Linked DNA regions of Homo sapiens: region 2 is linked to region 1. A link is an interaction called in ENCODE POLR2A ChIA-PET data of the cell type or tissue named here. Cell type or tissue: IMR-90. All regions are shown on one strand. Region 1 has its middle 55 kb from the start of TPD52L1. Region 2 overlaps RNF217 (ring finger protein 217).

What was found. ChIA-PET counts read pairs that join two places held together with the same protein. Peaks named below come from ENCODE experiments on the same cell type or tissue, not always from the same donor. Only the 100,000 strongest peaks of a DNase experiment are listed, where the experiment ranks them.
Region 2: POLR2A ChIA-PET joins it to region 1 with 11 read pairs; 9 of 35 experiments call an interaction of 5 or more read pairs at or near these places.

What each region holds. Positions count from the first base shown.
Region 1 is chr6:125,096,784-125,100,783 of GRCh38, reverse strand. No RefSeq gene overlaps it. Among named protein-coding and RNA genes, the nearest start is that of TPD52L1, 55 kb to the left of the region's middle. In IMR-90, no CTCF peak of the experiment used is centred here; no DNase peak of the experiment used is centred here; H3K4me3 peaks cover 694 bases; H3K27ac peaks cover 976 bases.
Region 2 is chr6:124,966,030-124,970,029 of GRCh38, reverse strand. The region is part of intron 1 of RNF217 (ring finger protein 217); the gene reads right to left. Among named protein-coding and RNA genes, the nearest start is that of RNF217-AS1, 5.0 kb to the right of the region's middle. In IMR-90, no CTCF peak of the experiment used is centred here; a DNase peak (open chromatin) is centred at 2,339.

The DNA.
Region 1 (4,000 bases):
TTCCAATTACTCTTTTAGAGTTGCAGATGTCAAAGGACAGTTTGGGTACCCTGCCTCAGAGTCCCTGGTTAACAAGAGAAGGGCTCTGAGAAGCAGTCTAGCTTGATAGCTCAGGGCTCCCAGGCCCAGGTTTAGATCACACCTCTGTCCTTGCAGACTCTGTGATGGGGGAGGTTATTCAGTCTCTGTCAAGGCTAATAAATAATGCAACAACGGTGATTCTAATAGTTTAAAACGGATCAGGATACCCTGATGTAGTGGGAAAAAACTTGCCCTTGGTATTCAAATCAGATTGATGATGCAACTCTGTCCTGACTTCACTTTCCTCATCTCTGAAATGGGAATAATGTTTATCTCATAGGGTTGTGAGGATTTTCCAGGAAAATCGCACACAACCCCGCACGTTTCTACTTGTTAAAGGAACTCAGCCGAAATTCTTGCCAGCTTTCGTCCCGACCCCATCCCCAGGGCTCCTCCTGGTTCCTGGTGGGCCCTCTTTCCTAGTCTATTTTTTTTAACTTTCTCTTCGTTTTGTCTTTCCTTTCTCTCTCCCTTTCATCTCCTTCTCCCCCCGTTACTTTTCTTTTGGGTTACCTTTTTAATGAGATGTAGAAAATGTATCAGCAGGTTTATGAAAAGTGAACTGGCAGATGGAAGATGTCACCATGACACTGAGGAAAACTGTTTTCTAACCCCCACCAAAGTAATTTAATTTACACATTTACTTCCTCAAAAAAAGAAAAAAAAAAGCTTTTATGCTTTCAGCACGCAGGCAATGGAGACAGCCTCGGGTCGTGTTGCCCACACGCAGGTGCTGCTAGCTGCCTCCCAGTCGCTCTCCTCGCGCATCTTCCCAGGGGACATCCGCCCTCCCGGGACTGTGCTCCGGACAGCGGGGGAGGGCAGAGGGAGGGGCAGGGAGGTGACAAGCAGCGCCCCGCAGTGTGCACCGTGCGCTTCACTCCGCGCTCCTCTCCGTGCACCCAGACCCAGAGCAGCCCCGCCCGGCAGCCAGCACAACTGCCCCGCGCCACAGGCCGCCGGCCTCTGCTTGCCAGGGCTGCGGGGGAAGAACATGCCCCCGTGCACTAGCTCCGCGTTCCCGAAGGAAGGTTTTCGCAGCCATGGGCAGTGGGCCTTTAGTCTCCCGCTCCGTGCAGTGGGAAGGGATCAACTGAGCGGCGCGGAGCCATCAGTGGTCTCTGCGTGGAGGCTGCAGCCCCGCCGACGCCCTCGCCTTCGCCCTCGCCCCCGCCCCCGCCCCCGCCCTCTATACTGTGGACAAAGGCAATCCGGATTTGTTTTTGTTTTCGTGGTTTTCTTTGTTGATGATGGGAGCTGGAAACTGGGGAGGAGAGAATTTTGCAGTTGTGAAAGGGCATCTCTCTCTTCCCTTACTTATTATTTTCTTCAAAGATAACAGAATTTCCCCATGGCAGGAACCGCAGACTGGCAAGCAGGAGACCTGAGTTTGAGTTGAGCCTTTGCTATGTGACCTCAAACAAACCATTGAACTGTATTTTTTATTTTTTATTTTTTAGTTTAGCTGGGCTTAGCTTTGTTGTTTTCTTTCCCACATTGTTTATAAAACGAGGATACTAATAACACCACAGAGGGGTTGTAAGGATTACATACACGTGAACAGACTATGTGAACGCATAGTAGGCGCTAGATAAAGATTTGTTTTGAAATTATCCATAACAACACCTCCAATATAAGGAATAAGAGACCTAGGAAGCCCAGAGAGGGCAAGTTAGCATGCCAGTTGGAGGATGAAAACCAAGGCTGGAACTAAGGTTTCCCATTTCCAGCTTCGTGTTCTTCCCATTTCCCACTCTTCCGCTGATTCTAACCTAGTGCACTTACAACTCTGGAGAAGGGAGACCCAGTTGGAATCCCTGGCTTCACCATTCTGAAGTTGAGGCGTCTTGGGCACGTCTCTTATAAAACTTTTTTGTTTTATAGTTTTGTAATTTGTTCCTCAAACGTTTCAATGCCTATGATGTACCTGCCAGTTACCATAGACGGTGGAGGGGACCCAAAAATGAATAGAACATGATCCGTGACCTCATGGAATTCACGTTCTTGCTAGAGGGCCTCATGCATAATATAAGCAAAAATAAATAACCAATCTGTTGGTGATTATATTAATAGAGCATGGTGGAAGGAAGAGTTCTGTTTAATGTCGGGGGTTGGGGGGGATCCCAATGTCTCAACAGTGAGCAAGGACTGGAGAGGTTAACTTGGAACGTGCTATCCAGGTTTCACCTCCACCTCTCACCTTTCCCCACACCTCTCCTCCTGCCCCAAGCTACTCTGTCTCATCCCACCCACCCACTCCGGGGGCTGATTCGTTCACTGCCCAGCCTGAGAGTGTTGATGACTGACAGTTCTAAGCTGAACCCACTCTGGAGTGTTCTCAGCTGAAAGGGTCACCTCCTCCCAAAGTCATGCTTCCAAGGGCAGCTCCCATTCAATGACTGATCTATGCAGAGTGTTAAGGCTTACTCTCATTTCAATTTGGGACAACTCTCTGCAGAGCCTTCCCAGCTTCAGGCTGATAGGTTATGGCTGATGAGCTCAGGCCTGTGTGGGGACTTCATTGCAGTCTAGTTTCTCTCCCTGCCCAATCCTGTTTATTTCACTCCTTCATAGATGTGCAGTAAACCTTAGCAATAAGCCTCCTGCATGCAAATTTCCATCTAGGAATCTGCTTCTCAGAAAACCCCATCCTGAGACAGAAGTGATAAAATCAGATTGTGTTTTTGTAGCATCACCCTAATAGCACTGTGAAGGATGCAGTGGACAGTGCCTATGGCCAGTCACATCACAGGCATGGGCAAAACAGAGGGGAAGCCTGAAGGCAAGAATCCCAATGCTTGCCATTATCTGAATAAGAAGGACAATCTGAATTAAAGGGTGAAGGTGTGAATAGAGAGGTTATTTAGGAGATATAATGACAGATTGAGCTAGGTTGGGTGAAAGATAGCCAGACAGGTCGAACTCCAGGTTTTTGTCTTGGGCACCTCATATCCATGCCCCAAAGGCTGCAATTCTCACCCTTACATATCTGAAGGTCTGAATGCCGAAGTCCACTAAAATATTTTTGGCCAAGCGTAAAATAGCTGTGTAACTTTTTTTCTGGACCAACTTTTGAGAATTTTGAAAAAAATTGTGAGTTTGACTCTCACATAGAGATATGCCATTCTCTTTTGGGGATCCATGATAACATGGGCATCCTCCTATGGGTGCTCAATAGCTATTTATTGAATGAATACAGAGAAAAAGTAAACTATTACCAAGGAAGTGATTTGGTTTTCATTAGCAAAGATGGGGAGAAGTCCAGCTGTGTGAAGAAGAATAGGGCCATTATTCATTTTGGAGCTGTCCTTCTGGCCAGCTGATCTGTACCTTTTTCTTTTGTCCATTTGCTTCACTCTAGTCTCATTGCAGCAGCCGGAATGATCCTGTTGGGACCTAGGGATGGCCATAGCACCCTTCTGTCTACAAACTTCAGTGGACTTTTCGTCTCATTCAAACTGAATGCAAATGCACTACAGTTACCCACCTACATTTGCAGCAATGCCCCCACCTCTCTGTTTATACTCATCTCCTCTCCTTCTATTCCAGCTGCTCTGGAGTCTTGCCTTTCTGAGCCCTTGTCTCTGCTGTTTGCTTTGCCTAGAATGCCCTGTTAGCTCATCAGTACAGCTCTCTCACCTCTCATACTTTTGCTCAAACTTTACCTTCCCAGAAGCCCATGCCCTTTTACCCCCACTATCTATCACTTTCCCCTGCTTTATTTTTCTCCCTTTCACTTCTATAATTTACTTATTTTGCTTATTTGTCTGATTCCTATACTAGAACGTAACCTTCTTATGGCAGACATTTTTTTGTCTCTTCTTCACTAATCTATAACCATGACTTGTAACAGTGTCTGGCATGTAATAGGTACTCAAAAAATATTTGTTGCATGAATAAATGGCAACTGTGCCTCAGA
Region 2 (4,000 bases), 130 kb after region 1:
TCTCCTTGCGATTCCTGGAAACTCACACGTATGCTTCTATCTTTGGAACTTTACACCTTATTATTCTATTAGATATCCTCATGGTTTGTTCCTTCATTGGCATCATGAAGATCTCTTCTCAAAAATCCCTTCGTAAAACATATCCTCCATGACAACCCCCCCAAAACTATAGATTTATCAAGGAAAATCCCTCCCCAGTATCACTCTTCCCTTATTTCTCCTTCTCCATTGCCCTTATTATCTTCTAATAAGCTAAATAATTTACTTATCTCATTTTCCATTTCCACAGCCTAGCATATAATTCCATGAAGTCAGGAGCTTTAAATGTTTTAGTCTCTTGTATCCCCAGAGCCTAAAACAGTGCCTTGTATGTAATAAGTATTTAATACATAAGTAAATTAGAATTAAATAAAAATACATGTAAGAATGTTTACAAGATAGATGTCCAATAAATGGTCTTTCTTACTATTTGTAAAAACTTGCAAATTCAAGTGCAGTTATCCCAAAATTGGTGGGGCAAATAGTAGTGATAAAGTTGATAGAGAACGATATAAACTAGAAGTCATTCTCCCATACACATTGAATTTTTAAAGCAAAAATTCAATTTGGGAAGGTTCATTTTGCTTATAATGTAAAACCCTTCTGACAAACTGAATTTGAAAAAAATAAACATTTTTAAGTATGTCATGAATGATCCAAAACAAACTGAGCAAAATTGTGTTTTCTTTATATAAAGGCAGAAAATATTTTGAAATGAACAAAATATGTATATCTTTGTATTTACTAATATATTTCCAGCAATCAAACATAGCTGAGAAATATTTATATTAAGAAATAAGTAATAGATTTATAACTTTGGATTAAACATAACAGAAGGAATAGTAAATGAGATTAATAAAAAGTTAGCTGGTGTCCCAGAACTGGCTTAATAAAAATCTCCCAGAGAGAAAGCAGATCCATAGCTGTCTAGTAACTTTTTTAAAAAAAAGCTTATTTATGCCATCAGATAAAGCTGGGGAAAATACTGCCAACAAGGCTATAAGATGGTTCCTTTAGGACATTTAATACATTTATAGAGTATCTCATGGTGCTTATCATACAGGTACCCCAATAAATGTTTGTTAAATGCACAAATAGTGCACTGATAAATGAATAATTATAAGAAATTACCGCTCAGGTATGCCTACTTTGTCCATCACAAACCCTTAATAAAAAGCTGAGGGTTTAAATTCTAATGATCTCTTTTTTATGTCTTTTGTATCAGGAGTTAAGGAAGAGCCTTCAGGTATAAAAGCTCTAGGAGGGAAAAATCACACTCTAAAGGTATCAGCTGATGCCTTAGGTCAGCAGTACTTGTAATGTTATTTGAGATATTTTAGGCAGTGGAACTCAATGCAAGGTTTCTCTATGTAGCCTCATCTCCAGACAGCTGGAAGGGACAGGAAATACCCATGCAGCATGCCTCGGAAAAAGTCCTGCTGGCCCCAGGGCTTAGCACTTGACAGAGGATTCCTCTAGAGAAATCAAATGCCAATTAAAATCAGATTTCAAAAAGTAAAAGAACAAGGAAAAGAAAAAAGAAAAATTATTAAAGAGAAATGATGTAGAGAGTGGAGGAAAATAATGGAATGAGTAAGGCATGAAAGCAAATGTTACTGCACCCCCAGACACACACGCACGCACACACACACACACATACATTTTGCACACAGAAGGATAAGTTTAAATATGCCTTAATTCCCACTTTTCAAATTTTTAGAGTGACCTCAAAACAGATTTCAGTCTCATATTATTCTTCACATTTTCAGGACTACCAAAACCACACCGGGCATGACAGGTTCTATAAATTCACCTGTGTGAAGACAACTGCATTCAAACTCAACACTGAACACAATGGTTTCCAAAAATATGCAGGGTGCTTTAAGGTTTAAAAGAAATGAATTTATGGGGCCAGGCACGGTGGCTCATGCCTGTAATCCCCCAGCACTTTGGGAGTGCGAGGCGGGTGGACCATCTGAGGTCAGGAGTTCGAGACCAGCCTGGCCAACATGGTGAAACCCCGTCTCTACTAAAAATACAAAAAATTAGCTTGGCTTGATGGCATGCACCTGTAATCCCAGCTACTCAGGAGGCTGAAGCAGGAGAATCGCTTGAACCCGGGAGGCAAAGGTTGCAGTGAGCCAAGATGAAGCCATTGCACTCCAGCCTGGGCGACAAGAGGGAGATTCTCTCAAAGAAAAAAAAAAATTTATGTTATGTTACACTTTTACCCATGAAGATTTGGATGACTCATAATTTAATAATAGGATATATAAGCTTTCACCTCTGGGTCACTGACTCTAGGGTGACTACAGTAGACAGTCATTTTAGGACTTTATCATCTAGCAGCTGTTTTGTTCACAATCTGTAGAAGAAATGTGTTGCTTGTATCTATTAATACTCATTGGACAGGTGTATACATTCCAAGTTATATGCATCTGCCAATCTCTAGCACTTTTAGGCAGAGTGGTGGAATCCACAACAGCTGTCACCTTCAGCAAGCCCCTTTGGCATCCTCATGTCTCTTCCTTTCTTCATCTAAAGTACTAAATATTAATATTTCATATTTATGACAGATTTTTCTGTCTAAACCAAATCATAAAAGAAAAATATTGGTGGAAGATTTCTGAAATGAACATAGTACCATTCTGTGAAACAAAGAAGGCAACAGATAATATTTCCTCCTAGGAAAATGTGGTAAAGGCCAAGTCAGCTGAGAAGGCCAATACTTAGGAGGGTTAAGGGATGTGCAGGATATTGCAGACATCCCTGGGACTACGTACTTTAGCCATATTCACACACGCATACACAGGTCACTGGGAAATGTACTTCTGAAATGAATGTTCCAGATTTATGTACACGAGCAATATAATATGAATAATATAACTATCTCTGCCTTGGATTTAGAGCTCTAAATCAACATATACTGTGGTGCTAAAGATTCATAATCTGTCAGCTCACCTCTTCACCGTGGCGATCAGAAACTGGATGGCAGCTACTGCACTGTAAAGTTATTCCACTAAGATGGGCTGCCTAGCCACAGTCATGGCAATAACTGGAGAAGAACTATGTTTTGAAAAACAAAACTATAATTTTATACAGAGCATAGAGGTATTTAAGTCACCATCTAATTTGCTATGTCTATATTGAAATATTGATGACACCTACCAATTGGCCTTTGTCACAGATTAGTCCATGGCACTGCTGAAAACATACTGTCTAAAAATCCATATTCCTATCTTCCAAGTTGACATCTTCTTTCAAAGAACTGTGCATCTCCTTTTACAAAAATATTCAGTTAACCAGGCAATAGTCCAACTCACATTTAATATGCAATTTAATGTTGGCATAAAATGTTTAATAGGGACTCTTTTATTTTCTTAAATGATGTTAAATAATGCACTATGTGGCACAAACTAAAAGAAATGGTGGAAAAAAGTCACTAATAACTCTTTATCTCAATACATCATTTTTTTCAAAAGGTCTTAAGAACCCTGAAAGTTTAGGCTTGACACATTTGCTTCTGTCAAACCTAAGAGACCTTTTAAGATGAGAAAGAAAGCACTCACTATGCCCTTTTGATGTGGTTCAGTAGGGCAACAAAATAACCATGCAGTTTGACTTTGTTTTGCTTTGGAACTGGTGGGTTATTACAGGTTGTCTGCAATTACATTTCATTGATGAGGAAATTAAGGCATAGAGAGGTTAAGTGACAGAGAAACACAACCTTTGAGTAGAGGGACCATAGAATTGACACAGATCAAAAATATTACAACCACAATCCTGTATTTTTAACCAACTAAAAAAGGCTATTTTATGTATAAGCTCAAAGTTTATCTAAGCTCTTAAATTCTAAGTTTAATAACCAACTTAGCAAACCTGTTACTTTTGTCCGCTTTAAGCCCTTTGTCTTTTGTCTTAAGTATCAAGAAGCTCAGAATAGAATTTAGTGCCAATGCAG